2 separate regions of the Homo sapiens genome follow, and region 2 is linked to region 1. Evidence: chromatin contacts called from ENCODE Hi-C or POLR2A ChIA-PET data. All regions are on one chromosome and are shown on one strand. Each heading gives the region's core, a stretch centred on a gene start or an enhancer-like site at or near the end of the contact. The rest is flanking DNA. Distances are from core to core; before and after follow the strand shown. Region 1 has its middle 16 kb from the start of FBP1. Region 2 has its middle 110 kb from the start of HSD17B3-AS1.

Region 1 (6,678 bases), core at 1,645-4,144:
CTGGTGGCTGCCACGTGATTGGAGAGGAATTATAGAAAAAGAAAATTGAGTGCAATTTGATAATTGGCACAAGAGTAGGTTATAGTCTGTTTACACATCCAGTTAAGTTATAGTTCACTATGTACAGAGGAAATTAAGGCCCAACTTAAACTATGTATGGAGGCAGCTTTAGGGTAACCTTAGTTAATACCTATTAGAATGGCTAAAATTAAATGACTAATCATACTAGGTGTTGGGAAGATATAGATCACCTGGGAACCTGTAACAATGGTCCCAGGCTAATGGGAATGTAAAATGGTCCAATGGCTTTGGAAAAGTTTGGCAGTTTCTGAAAACGTTCACCATATAGCAGCCTATGACCAGCCATTCCACTACTAGGTATTTTCCCAAAAGAAATGAAAGCATATGTCCACACAAAAACTTGTATACAAATGTCTGCTGCAGCTTTATGTGAAATAACCCCAACCTAGAAAAGGTCCAAATTTCTCAACGATAAACATAAACAGACTGTAGTATATCTGGATGATAGAATGCTACTTAGCAATAAAAAGGGAATAATTATTGATAACTCAAAACAACATAGATAAATCTCAATTATGCTTTGCGAAAGAGCAAAAAAAGAGTACATGTAGTATGATTCCATTTATATAAAATCCTAGAAAATACAAAGTAGTCTATGGTGACAAAAGCAGACCAGTTGTTGCCCGAGTCTGTGTGAGAGGGAAGGGGTGGAGGGAGAGATGACAAAATTACACGAGGAAATTTCTGGGGGCAATGGATAGATATTGCAGGGACCAAGGGAAAAAGCTCCCCTGCATCCTCTAAAAACTTGCTGAAAAATCAATTTATAAAAGGCAGACTAATACTAGAAACAGCATACAAATTTATCAACGTGCATGGAGGGAAAATCACAGAAAGATGACCCCAACCCCCACGGGTGCAGAAGCTTGTGTATCTCCTCGAGGTTACAGAGAGAACAGGGGATCTGAGGGTGGCCCACAGTGGGTTAAGATGGCAAGTCGGGGGGGCCAGGTGCGGTGGCTCACGCCTGTAATCCCAACAGTTTGGGAGGCTGAGGCGGGTGGATCACCTGCGATCAGGAGTTCGAGAGCAGCCTGGCCAACATGGTGAAACCCTGTCTCTACTAAAAATACAAAAATACCAAAAAAAAAAAATAGCTGGGCGTGGTGGCATGCACTTGTAGTCACAGCTACTCGGGAGGCTGAGACAGGAGAATCGCTTGAACCTAGGAGGTAAAGGTTGCAGTGAGCCGAGGTCACACCACTGCACTTCAGCACCTCAGCATGGGCAATAGAGCGAGACTCCGTCTCAAAAAAAAGAAAAGAAAAAAAAGATGACAAATCAGCTTATGGCAGGGGCAGAAGAGGAGGCCTGGCTCACAAAGATGGTCTCTATGGACGCAAACCTCCCCCAGCAAGACAGCTTTTCAGCTATTCTTGGATTTCTAGCCCTTTTGAATAGCCATCTTAAAATATGCCAAAAAGTATATTTTGGAGTGAAATATTTTCATTTCCTTCAATATACTTATTATTCTGATTGTGGTGGTAGTTCCATGGGTATAGACATGTGAAAACATACCAAAGTGTGTATTTTCAGTGTGTGCAGTTTCTTGTCTGTTAATTGCACCTTGATGAAGCTGTTTTGAAAAAGGAAGATCTTCTTAGGATTCCTCACTTCCTGTGACTCTCCCACAGCAGCTGGGGGAATGGGCCAAGAGCAGAATCTGGTGACAAAGTAGCCTTGGGTGGCTTGGTTGGCCACACACGCCACTGAAAGCACCTCTCCCAGGAATCCAGTCGCCTCCAGTGCCTGCTGAAGCAAGAAAACCCTCCAAAGGATGACTCCAGCTGTGTCTGCATCATAATTAAGGCTGCAAAAACCCAAAATGAATGAAGTCTCCCCAGCTAATGTGCCACTTCTAATTTAATCTAATTGGCCTCTGAAAGAGAGCCTTGGCCTGCCTCAGAGGCAAAATCTTCCAAATGAAGTGAATTTAAACTAATTTAAGCTAACTAATTACAAACTGGGGGGTATTGTCACAAGACAATTGTTATTGTTCTTTGATTGCTTGCTCAACTGGATTATTTGCTCATTACCTTCAGAGCTGTTGGGACTTTCATGGGGTGCCCCTTGCCGCACATCAATAAGGCATTCTACAAGGCAGCCTGGAGTGGAGGGTCCCCACACCAGATTGGCATGGGAGCGCTGAGGATTAGCTTGGCTTTCTGCGTGTTTGGAGAATCTTAAAGCAAATGCACAGCATGTGCTGCTCATTCAAATAACCTGCAGCTAACTACACCTCTTTTTGGAGACGTAAGTTTTTCTTTAGCTTCGGGATGTAGGTTATGAGTTTTGAGGTCATCTGTTGAACCAACCTCTTTATTGTTCAGTCGTTCTGACCTTGAGATGCAGCTCGTTATACCTGGGTAGAGATCTGAAGCAAAAGTGGGGAGAAAAAAAAGACCTGTATCCAAGCCTGTTTCTCAGCAGCTGTGTGAGGTAGCTGTGCTGCCACACCTCTCTGAGCCACAGGCAGAGATCTGGTGGAAAACGCATGAAATTTGCAGACCCATCTATCTGCTGCTTCTGGTTTGAGCTTCAGTTCCCTCCTCCCAGGCATGTTAAATTTAGCCTACAGCTGCCTCCTTACTTATTTTAAGTGTAACAAATGTTATGTTACATTTGGGACCTGTGTGGCTAAAGGCTTCTCTGCACAAAGGGAACTGTCACTTAACTGGATGTGAAAGGGGCTGTAACCTACTCTTGTGACAAGCAACCATACTTCAACCACTCACAGGTGGCCAAGTCTTCCAACTGTGTTCGAGTAAGGCCAACGCTGAGCTGTAGCCAATCAGGCTGTTTCTCTGCCTCACTTCTGTTTTCTGTGCTTCACTTTCCGTTCTCTGCCCGTAAAGACTCTCACCACACGGCAGCACCAGAGACGCTCTGAACCTCTTCTGGTCAGGGGGCTGCCTGATTCCCATATCATTCTTTGCTCAATTAAACTCTGTTAAATGTAGTTTGCCTCAGTTTTCCTTTTAACAGGCAGAAACTACCACCTCACAGAATTGCTATGAAGACTGAACATGGTCACTCTGTGAAAACATTTCATAAACTGTGTGTCGCTTGCGAATGCTGTTATTTTTCTCATCTGTAAAATAAAGGAATTCAACCAGGGGATTTGAATAGTTTCTGTATTCATTTCCTGTGGCTGCCATAACCAAGCACCACAAATCGGGTGGTTCATAGCCACAGAACTGTGTCCTCCTGCGGTTCTGGAAGCCGAGTCTGAAATGAAGGTGGCGGCAGGGCTGTCCTTCCTCTGACGGCTCAGGACGAGTCCTCTCCTGCCTCCTCCAGCTCCAGGCGCTCCTCAGCATGTGGCTGCTTCGCTGGGTCTCTGTCCCACCTCCACATCACCTTCTGCTCTGTGTGTTTCAAATCTCTCTCTGCCTTTCTCTTGTGAGGACACTTGTAATTGGGTTTAGGGCTCACCTGGGTAATTCAGGATGATCACATGGCAACAGCCTTCACTTGATTACATCTTCAAAGACCCCATTTCCCAAATAAGGCCACCATCCCAGATTCTGGGTGGACACTGTGGGCAGTGGCACCATATTCAGCCCACTGCAGCCCTCCTTAGCTCTGTGGTCCTATCTTCTTCTGGATGTTACCATTTGGTCTAAATTTCAACCAGTCTGAGTTGCATATTGAGTGGTACAAAAGCAATGGCCACATTTGATGTTTCTTGTCTGAGAATGTATGTTTCTTCAATATTTCCATGAAAAATATGCATCGAATATTTTACTACGGTAGGAGTAGGGGCCAAGTATAGGGCAAAAACTTATTGATTACAAGTTTATGCAAATTAGACAGCAAAATGAAAATTTCAAGCAGCCTTGGCACTACAACAAAAAAGTCTGTCTAGCAAGAGATTGGATTTAATTATTAAGAAAGTTGGGGGCCGGGCCTGGTGGCTCATGACAGTAATCCCAGCACTTTGGGAGGCTGAGGTGGGTGGATCACCCGAGGTGGGGAATTTGAGACAAGCCTGACCAACATGGAGAAACCCTGTCTCTCCCAAAAATACAAAAATTAGCTGGATACGGTGGCACATGCCTGTAATCCCAGCTACTCGGGAGGCTGAGGCAGGAGAATCGCTTGAACCCAGGAGGTGGAGGTTGCGGTGAACCGAGATTGCACTATTGCACGCCAGCCTGGGCAACAAGAGCGAAACTCTGTCTCAAAAAAAAAAAGAAAAAAGAAAAAGAAAGAAAGTTGGGAGAGTGACTGTCCCACTGTGCTGTTTGATAGAATCAGTGTCTCTGGGTTAGTGGCTTTTGGCAGATGTCTGCTAGTCTAAAAAGCCACAGTTGAGGGTAGAAAGAAGAAGATTCTAGAAAGAATGCTCATAATGGACAATAATAGCTCTTTCTACTTCCGGGGAATCTTTCCATTTGGGAACACTGAAGTGCTTTGCAGACAGTCGTTACAATTACACAAGCGTTGGGATGTCCATGTTCTCGCTTCCTCATGTTAGACATTGAGCCACTGAGGAAGTCTAAGGACATGGGGTGTGTCATTGGAGAAGTGCCCCTAGCTGACTGTTGAGGGTAAGCAGAGCCACAGCCTCCAGATTTTATTCAAGGTGAAATGGACATTGGGTGAGCTCTCTTGTTCTCAGATGATCTGCTTTATAGTACAGGACTAGGGCCATAGCAGTTGCCATCAAAGTGGCTGGATTTCAATTACCTCCAGCCTGTGGACTGACAAGGTCTGGGTCGACTGTCCCTCCCTCCCTTAGGCTGGACGTGCTGAGGCACATGTGATGGGGAGTTGCTGGGCTGGTGACCACCTGACATGTCCTCTCTGTACTTCCTTCCCCAGCATCACTGCCCACCAGTTCCTGCTCTAGCCAATGACTCAGTCTCAGCGCACCCACTCGTCAGTACTCGCATGGAGAAGAACTCTGACTTCTCTGATTTCTGTTCCAAGAAGGCGGTACATGGACAGCAGTCCTCTTGGAGGACTATGGAGATGGCTCTTGATGGGCCTTGGAGAGGGGCTCCAGCTCTGAGGACTGTGCTCTGGGACTTGTGCTGGTTGTTTGCACCTCCAGGTCCATTTTCCATCCTTCTCCACCTGCTCGAGGCCCTGGGAGGCTGACCCGCAGGACGGCATCAAGGGTTCCCCTGCCCCAGGGCTGCCAGCTGGGTTCAGTCAGTGCACAGCCTCAGAGGGAAAGCGAGTCTGGACACTTTATTCTGGTGCCCTCAGGGGTACCTTGGACTGGCCACAGCCCTCGACCTGCCATCTTGGCTCCTGACAGGCAGCTCCTCCACTCTGCCCTCTCTGTGTGGGGTTCTGGCAAACTTCAAGCGTAGGGGTAGCAGTGAAGCCCCCAGCAGTCACTGTGAGCCCTGAGGCATCGCAGCCCCTTATGCCTTTCTTCCCCCCACCCCCGTCCACATGGTTGTGGAGGATTCCTTTGTGAAATTCTCCTGAAATCATCCTGAGTGTGCCATCTGTTTCCCACAGGGCCCCTGACTGGTTCCTTTGTTTATAAAAATGGAACAGTAATGCCCATCTCATGGTGTCTTCAGGATTAAATGGGTGAACACATGAGAAGCATTCAGCATAATGACCCGTAGTTTTACATGCTCAGTAAGTGCTAGCTCGAGACACATTTTCCAGTGGAGCTGGTGAGTGCGTCAACTCAGTTCAATTCAATCCTGCCAATATTTATGAAGCCCCCACTAGGTGCAAGGCCAGAGCCAGCCATTTCCCAAGTGACAAAGGTGCGTGACTGAATAGGCACAATCCACTCCCTCCGAACACTTGGAGCCCTCACAAGCGGCGGCCTCATTGCCCTCTCTCTCTCTCTCCACTTCAGTCACCATTTGACAAATATTTCCTGAGGGCCTACATTCTTCGGGGTGCCATGTTAAGAACACCTTGGGATAAAAGAGTGAGCAGAATAGATACCTCCGCTCTCAGAGAGTGAACAGCCTGCTGGAAGGAGACAGACATCAGTCCATCACTCGGATCCCTACGTTAGCGAGTGTGTTTCACAAACTGGCATCAGGGCTCTAAAGGAAGAAAACTGGCTTCTGTAAGGAATGAGACCTGGCCTGCATGGGGGTCAGGGGATGTTTTGCTGAAAACACAAACGTAGACACAACCCAAGCCAAGCAAAAGGCGGTGGCCAGGGCAGTGCACTCAGAACACCATGCAAAGGCCCTGCACAGGGAGGGCGCCATGTGGCTGGAGCAGAAACAGGGAAGCAGGGGCAGCTGGTGGGACATGGAAGATGACACTGGAGAGGCTGGGGGGCCAGATGGTGCAGGGTCTGTAGGCCAGGGTTAATATTTTAGCCCTTATTCAAAACACACACAACCAAAGTCATGTGTGTGTGTGTGTTCTCAGCTATTTCAAAATGTTGCTTTGGCTGCAGCAAAGAGAATGGGCTGGAGAGTGCAGGATAGATATGAAAGAGCCACGAGGAGGCCTCTGCTATAGTCTGGGAGGAGGATGACTGACAGCTTGGGCCGGAATGGTGCCAGAGGAGAAGGGAGAACTGGACCTGTTCAAAGACATCAGGAAAACACAAATTATGGGGGGTGGGGTGGGCTGAATATGGAGCGGGGGGCGGGGAAT
Region 2 (6,496 bases), core at 1,110-3,609, 1.5 Mb before region 1:
TTATGAGAGATGAGGGCTGGAAGAAACATCCTGGTATTCTCAGGACGTCTCTGAAGGGTCCCATTTGTTCCACATGCAGCCAGAGGGGAAGCAAACTTTCAGAGGTGCCAGGCAGAGGACACACTTGTCACCATGGGGAGACACTGATATTATTGTCCTTATTTTCTAGGGCAGGGTTGCTTTTTTTTTTTTTTTTCTGAGGCAGGGTCTTGCTCTGTCAACCAGGCTGCCGTGCAGCGGGGTGATAATGGCTCACTGCAGCCTCAACCACCTGGGCTCAAGTGATCCTCCCACCTCAGCCTTCCCAGTAGCTGGGACTACAGGAAGGGGCCGCCATGCAGGGCTAATTTTTTGTACTTTTTATATACACAGGTTTCCTCATCTTGCCCAGGCTGATCTTGAGCTCCTGGGCTCAAGCAATCTGCCTGCCTGGGCCTCCCAAAGTGCTGGGATTACAGGCGTGAGACGCCGTGCCCAAGGATTTCTTAAACTGTAGTGTGCATGGGTATATAAGAACAGGTTTGTGAATCTGAATCCCAGAGATTCTGATTCAGTAGTCTGGGTGGGACCTGAACATTTAAGTTTTTTATAAGCTCCCAGGCAATGCTGGTGCTCCCGGCCCATGAACCACGTTTCAAATTGTACTGTCCTCAATGAGTGACACTCATGACACTTGTCACGTTATTCAACCTGGGTAGCTGGATCCTCTGTGCCAGCTTCCCTGCCAATACATAATGTTTCTTGTGTTCTGATGGCTAGCAATGGTGCTAAGGTCAGCTGAGCCTGGACTTGTCCTCAGAATCCTTCCTGACACAGTCCTCTTGGCAGCCACCACCATCAGCCAGAGCTGGCATTCAGATGAAAACTACTTGTCTACTTTGAGTGGGTGTAATGGGAACTGGTCTAGCAGTTAGAGAAGGCCTTTAACTAGTGTGGGGACATAGGATGAGGTTTTTAACCTTGCTGTATTAGTTCCCTCACCTGTAATGAGAGGGCTGGATTGCACGCACAGTTCTCAACTGGGATAATCCTGAGAGTCATATTGTATTAGTCAATATGTTAGCTCAGGCTGCCATAACAGGGTGGCTTAAACAACAGGAATTTACTTCCCACAATTCTGGGGGCTGGAAGTCCAAGATCAAGGTGCTGGCTGATTTGGTACCTGGTGAGGGCCTGCCCCCTGGCTTGCACATGACTGTCTTCTCACTATGTGGGTTCTGGAGGCTGGAAGTCTGAGATCAAGGTGTCAGCAGGTTTGAATTCTCCCGAGGCCCATCTCCTTGGCTTGCAGACAGCCGCCTTCTGGCTCTGTGCTCACGTGGTCATCTCTGTGTTGCCTGTGTCTGGTGTCTTTACTTATAAGGGCACTAATCCCATCATGAGAGCCCCACCCTCATGCCCCCTTCTAAACCTAATTACCACCCAAAGGCCTCACCTCCCAATACCATCACACTAGGGGGAGATTTGAACATATGAATGGGGGAGACAGGCACACAATTCAGTTCATAACACCTATGAACAGCTTGCTCTAAAGCACAGCTTCCTGTGTCCCTGCTCTAGAGATTCTGATCCAGGTCCTTTGGGTGGGATCTGGGAATTTCTATTTTCCTCTGGTGCCCCACATGATTCTCAGCCTCAGGCAGGCTGGAGAGGCTCTGGGTGAGTTGATGGCTGAGTTCCTCAGTTCCTGAGCAGTGAGTAAGCTGTGGGATCCTCCAGACCCCCAACAGTGGCTTGTCACATCTCTGCATGAGCACTTAGCCCACACCTCTCTGTAACACTTGGCAGAGTGTGGGAAGGAGGGACTGCAACTTATCCCTATGCAGATCTGTAACCCAGCACTGGGTGACCGTGCTGGAGCAAGGCACACAGTAGGCACATCATTAATGTGTACCGAGGGCCTCGCCTAGGACCCCTTCTAACTTCAAAACTCTTTAAAATGTGTAAATCTTGTTCAACGAGCTCTCAAAGGGGTTTCTGATGTTATTTAGGGAAAGGCAGTGCGGCCGCTTTTGTTTTTACTGTCCGGGAGGCTTAAACAACAGCAAGCACATTTACATTGCCCTCGTCTCCCTGAGCAGCAGAAAGTGAAACAACTTGAGCTGTGACTAGAAAATGAATATAAACAAGCACAAAGAACAGCCCCGCCTCTGCCAGCCCTCTGGCCAGCCGCTGCTTTCTACCATTCCTGGTGACTGCAAAGCACTGGTAAGAGCAAGTGATAACTGAGGCTTCTTAGGACAATATAATGCAAGAGAAACACTTTTCCACATTCCTTTAATTCTCTTATTCCCACGAAGAATAATCAAGTGAGGAAAGAGAAGACAATGTGGAAAGAGTTTTCTTTATTAAAAGCAGGGCTAAGAGGAAGAAATGCAAAGTAGGTGAACTGATGTATAGCAAATATAAACCCTTCTGAAAAAATCAGAATGTGATGTCACTACTCACCTATTAGGGAAGCTAACATTTGAAAAAGGTGGCAGTATCAGCTACTGGTGATGATGTAGAGAAAGTGGATCTCTCTCATGTTGCTGGTGGGAGTGTAAAATAGGATAAGCATTCTGGAAAATTGTTTTGCAGTTTCTTGTAAAACTAAACATGCCATATGGCCCAATGACTGCACTCCTGGGCATTTATCCCAGAGAAATTAAAATTTATGTCCACAGAAACTCAGGTATAGGAATGTTTAAATTAGCTTTATTTGTAACAACCCCAAATGGTAAGCAACCCAAATGTCGTTTAGTGAATGAATGGTTAAACAAACTGTGGAATATCCTCACCATGGACTACTTCTCAGCAAGAAGAAAGCAGCATCAATGCACACAGCAACTGGGATGGATCTCTCAGGAATCACGCTGAGTGCAAAAGACAACCTCAAAAATTTCATACTGCATGATTTTATTTATTTATTTTTTTCAGACAGTTTCACTCTGTCGCTCAGGCTGGAGTGCAGTGGTGCAATCTTGGCTCACTGCAACATCGGCCCCCTGGGTTCAAGCAATTCTTGTGCCTCACCCTCCTGAGTAGCTGGGATTACAGGCATGAGCCACCACGCCCAGCTAATTTTTGTATTTTTAGTAGAAAAGGGGTTTCGCCATGTTGGCCAGGCTGGTCTCAAACTCCTGACCTCAAATGATCTGCCTGTCTCGGCCTCCTAAAGTGCTGGGATTACAGGCATGAGCCACCATGCCTGGCCTGCAGGATTTGATTTTATATAGAGACAGGATCTTGTCTGTTGCCCAGGCTGGAGTGCGGTGGCACAATCGTGCCTCACTTGCCTCACTGCAGCTTCAAACTATGGGCTCAAGGGATCCTCTTGCCTCAGCTTCCTGAATAGCTGAGACTCTATTTTTATTTTATACTAAATAAAAATATATTTTTATAGAGATGGGGTCTGTCTGTGTTGCCCAGTCTGGTCTCAGACTCCTGAGCTCAAGCGATCCTCCCACTTCAGCCTTCCAAGTAGCTGAGATTACAGATGCAGGCCACTGCACCTGGCAATAATTTTACAATGACAAAACCACAGAGATGAAGAACAAGTTGTGGTTTCCAAGGGTTAAGGTGGTGGTAGGAAAATGGGGAGAGACAAGTGTGGCTATAAAGAGGCAGCATAAGGATCTTTGTGATGGTGATTCTGCAATTTTGGGTCTGGGTATATACTCCAGAAAATCGAAAGCAGGAACTCCAATGGATATTTGTACACCCATAGCAGCATTATTCACAATAACCAAAAAGGGAAACAACCTAAATGTCCATCAGTGGATGACTAGATGAGCAAAATGTAGCATGTGCACACAATGAAACTTCATTCAACCTTAAAACAGAATGAAATTCTGACACACGCTGCAGCATAGATGACCCTGGAAGACATGCTAAGGAGACAGGCTGGACATGAAAGCTTCAATATTTCATGATTCTGCTACCTGAGGTCCCTAGAATAGTCAAATTCGCAGCAGCCGAAAGTCGAGCAGTGATGAGCAGGGCCTGGGGACGGGGGAACCGGGAGCTTGTGTCAAATGGGGACACAGTTTCAGTTTGAGGTGATAAAAAATCCTAGAGATGACTGGTGGTCATGGTTGCACAAAAAGATGTGAATGAGGTTAATATCACTAAACTGTGCACTTAAAAATTGTTGAAATGGTAAATTTATGTTATGGATATTTTACCACAATTAAAAACAAAGCATTACTAGAGGTAAATAGGGTCACACACACAAAAAAGGCAAACGTTGTCAAATACTTCCTCTCACTCACTATATTTTTTCTTTTGGCTCCAAAGATGAGTCAGTTTTACCACACATTTAAGTAAAATAATAACAGAAGGATGAATGGAAAACTGAAATAGTGCCAAGCAATGATTAGAAAAGTTAAACTTTCAGCCTGGTATTTGCAGCTCTGTGCATTTCAACCTAAAGTCACAATTCCTGTTGTATTTACTTCTCTGGCTTCATGGAACTCAGTCTGATGAGGCTACTGTGGTGTTCTGAATGCACCTTATTCTTTCCCGACTCACACCGTTTGTTCTCCCTCGAATGACCTCTGTTCTCTTTTTCTTCTCCACCTGTCCAAATAGTACCGTCCTCCAGATTCAGCTCAAATTCCACCTTCCCCAAGACAGTAATTCGGTGATTTCTCTCCCTCCTCTACTCACCAGTTTTACTTCTTGTCCAGATCCGTGTTTCGGAATAGGCATTTTTTTTTGGTTAGATTTACAAATGCAGGTTTTGTATTCCTCCAATTAGTGTGTAATATCCTCAAGGCACAAAACAAGTCATCAATCTCTTTGTAGCCACCAAATAAGTCAGTGCTGTGAATTTCAGAGTGGGTACCTGGTAAACTTCTAGAACCGATTAAACAGAAGTTTTCATCCATTTCCCTATTCAATTCTGAAACATTTGGGAAAAAAAATATAAATGAAAGAACTTAGTGAAGACCTGGTCTATGAAGGATGGAGATACCTTAAAAATTCATGTTTATAGGCCGGACGCGGTGGCTCACGCCTGTAATCCCAGCACTTTGGGAGGCCGAGGCGGGCGGATCACGAGGTCAGGAGATCAAGACCATCCTGGCTAACACGGTGAAACCCCGTCTCTATTAAAAATACATAAAAATTAGCGGGGTGTGGTGGCGGGTGCCTGTAGTCCCAGCTACTCAGGAGGCCGAGGCAGGAGAATGGCGTAAACCTGGGAGGCAGAGCTTGCAGTGAGCCGAGATTGCGCCACTGCACTCCGCGAGACTCCGTCTCGAAAAAAAAAAATCATGTTTATAGGAACTTTCTGATTTTTGAGAGTAGTGAGGAAGTACTGGGATAAGAGATTTATGCTTTATAAAATCACAGATGGCTAGAACTGCAGGGAACCTTAGTCATTATCAACTGCAATGTCTATATCTCACAGAACAGGAAACAAATGCCCAGAAAGTCAGACACTGACCAAGAAACACACAAATGGTGCAGAGCTGGGTCTAGAACCCATGTCTTCTTCTAAGTTCCCACTTTTTTTTTCACTAACCACTGCTGCCTGATGGAATTATTTTGTTTATGTATGGGATATATGGTACATAGAAATGAGAAATGTCCATTATAATTTTCCACCTATGATGAAGCACATTAAATTAATGGTAAAAATAACCTTGAATGTTGAAATTAGTAGGTCTGTGGATGTAAACATGTTGTGCTGGCTGAGCTGAGATGAAGATGACCATTTGTGGTGTGGAAATGAAGACCACCCAAAGAGAACAAGCAAAGGCTATTTATTCAGAGCTTGCCATTGCTTGTATTTGGCAGAGACTCAAAGGCAGGCAGAGGAGTGGGAAAGCTTTATAGTGGAAACAAGCGAGAGCTTCAGGTGTGTCCTGGTAGGAGGCTGTTGGCCTGGGAAGCTGGAGGTGGGCTAACCAGAAGTGAGATCTCATCCTATGAGATTGGCTCAGGAGGATATTTGGCTTTCTTGGTCTGCTCCTAAGTTGGGAGTGGGGACAAAAATTAGGGAAGTTGTCAGTTATTAGTCAAGTCCTGGGCTTTTTGGGCTAGTTGTTTCAGAGGTTATTGTTTGGCCTCTTGGGCCAGTTGCCAGAGATAGTGGTCTGACGTGTAGATTGTTGCTGGCTTTCTGGGCTGATTCCTATAGGTCACGGGTTGGTTTCCTGGTCTGGTTGCTGCAGATGGTGGGTCAGAGTTTTCATTCGGTCTGAGCATTGCCTGTTTGTATATTCAGTCTCTCCGCAGTTCCGCTTAAGGAAATTGGCTGCTTCTTGTTCTGTGAATGAGCATCACCCTCCTTAACCTGCCTTTTATAAGTCACAAGGCCCAGACTAAATTGAAGGGGCACGTTCAGGAGTCAAGTATGTTTTCCTGCCTGCTTGTCCTCAGGGAGCAGATCCTCTGCTGTATACGATTTCCCCAAAAGCCTTTTAAAAACCATTGCTGTTCTCATTTTAATCCCCTGCTAAAAAAATGTGCACTACCTCTGGCCTGGGTCCAACCCTCCTGTCCACCC

What was found. Hi-C counts contacts between places; a loop is a spot of excess contacts on that map. ChIA-PET counts read pairs that join two places held with the same protein, here RNA polymerase II (POLR2A). Pooled maps may share reads with other maps.
Region 2: a pooled map shows a loop between it and region 1 (4-fold over the local background). The contact joins two enhancer-like sites. A Hi-C loop is called at or near these places in 1 of 168 maps with a recorded cell type or tissue (CD14-positive monocyte) and 3 of 50 pooled maps. POLR2A ChIA-PET finds 5 or more read pairs at or near these places in 1 of 52 experiments (activated T-cell).

The regions. Positions count from the first base shown.
Region 1 is chr9:94,652,592-94,659,269 of GRCh38, reverse strand. No RefSeq gene overlaps it. Among named protein-coding and RNA genes, the nearest start is that of FBP1, 16 kb to the right of the region's middle. Within about 2 kb of position 2,894, at least 9 of the 41 ENCODE cell types and tissues checked have a DNase peak (open chromatin) inside an H3K27ac peak, as active enhancers do.
Region 2 is chr9:96,133,119-96,139,614 of GRCh38, reverse strand. No RefSeq gene overlaps it. Among named protein-coding and RNA genes, the nearest start is that of HSD17B3-AS1, 110 kb to the left of the region's middle. RefSeq lists an enhancer at 1,954-2,248. Within about 2 kb of position 2,359, at least 14 of the 41 ENCODE cell types and tissues checked have a DNase peak (open chromatin) inside an H3K27ac peak, as active enhancers do.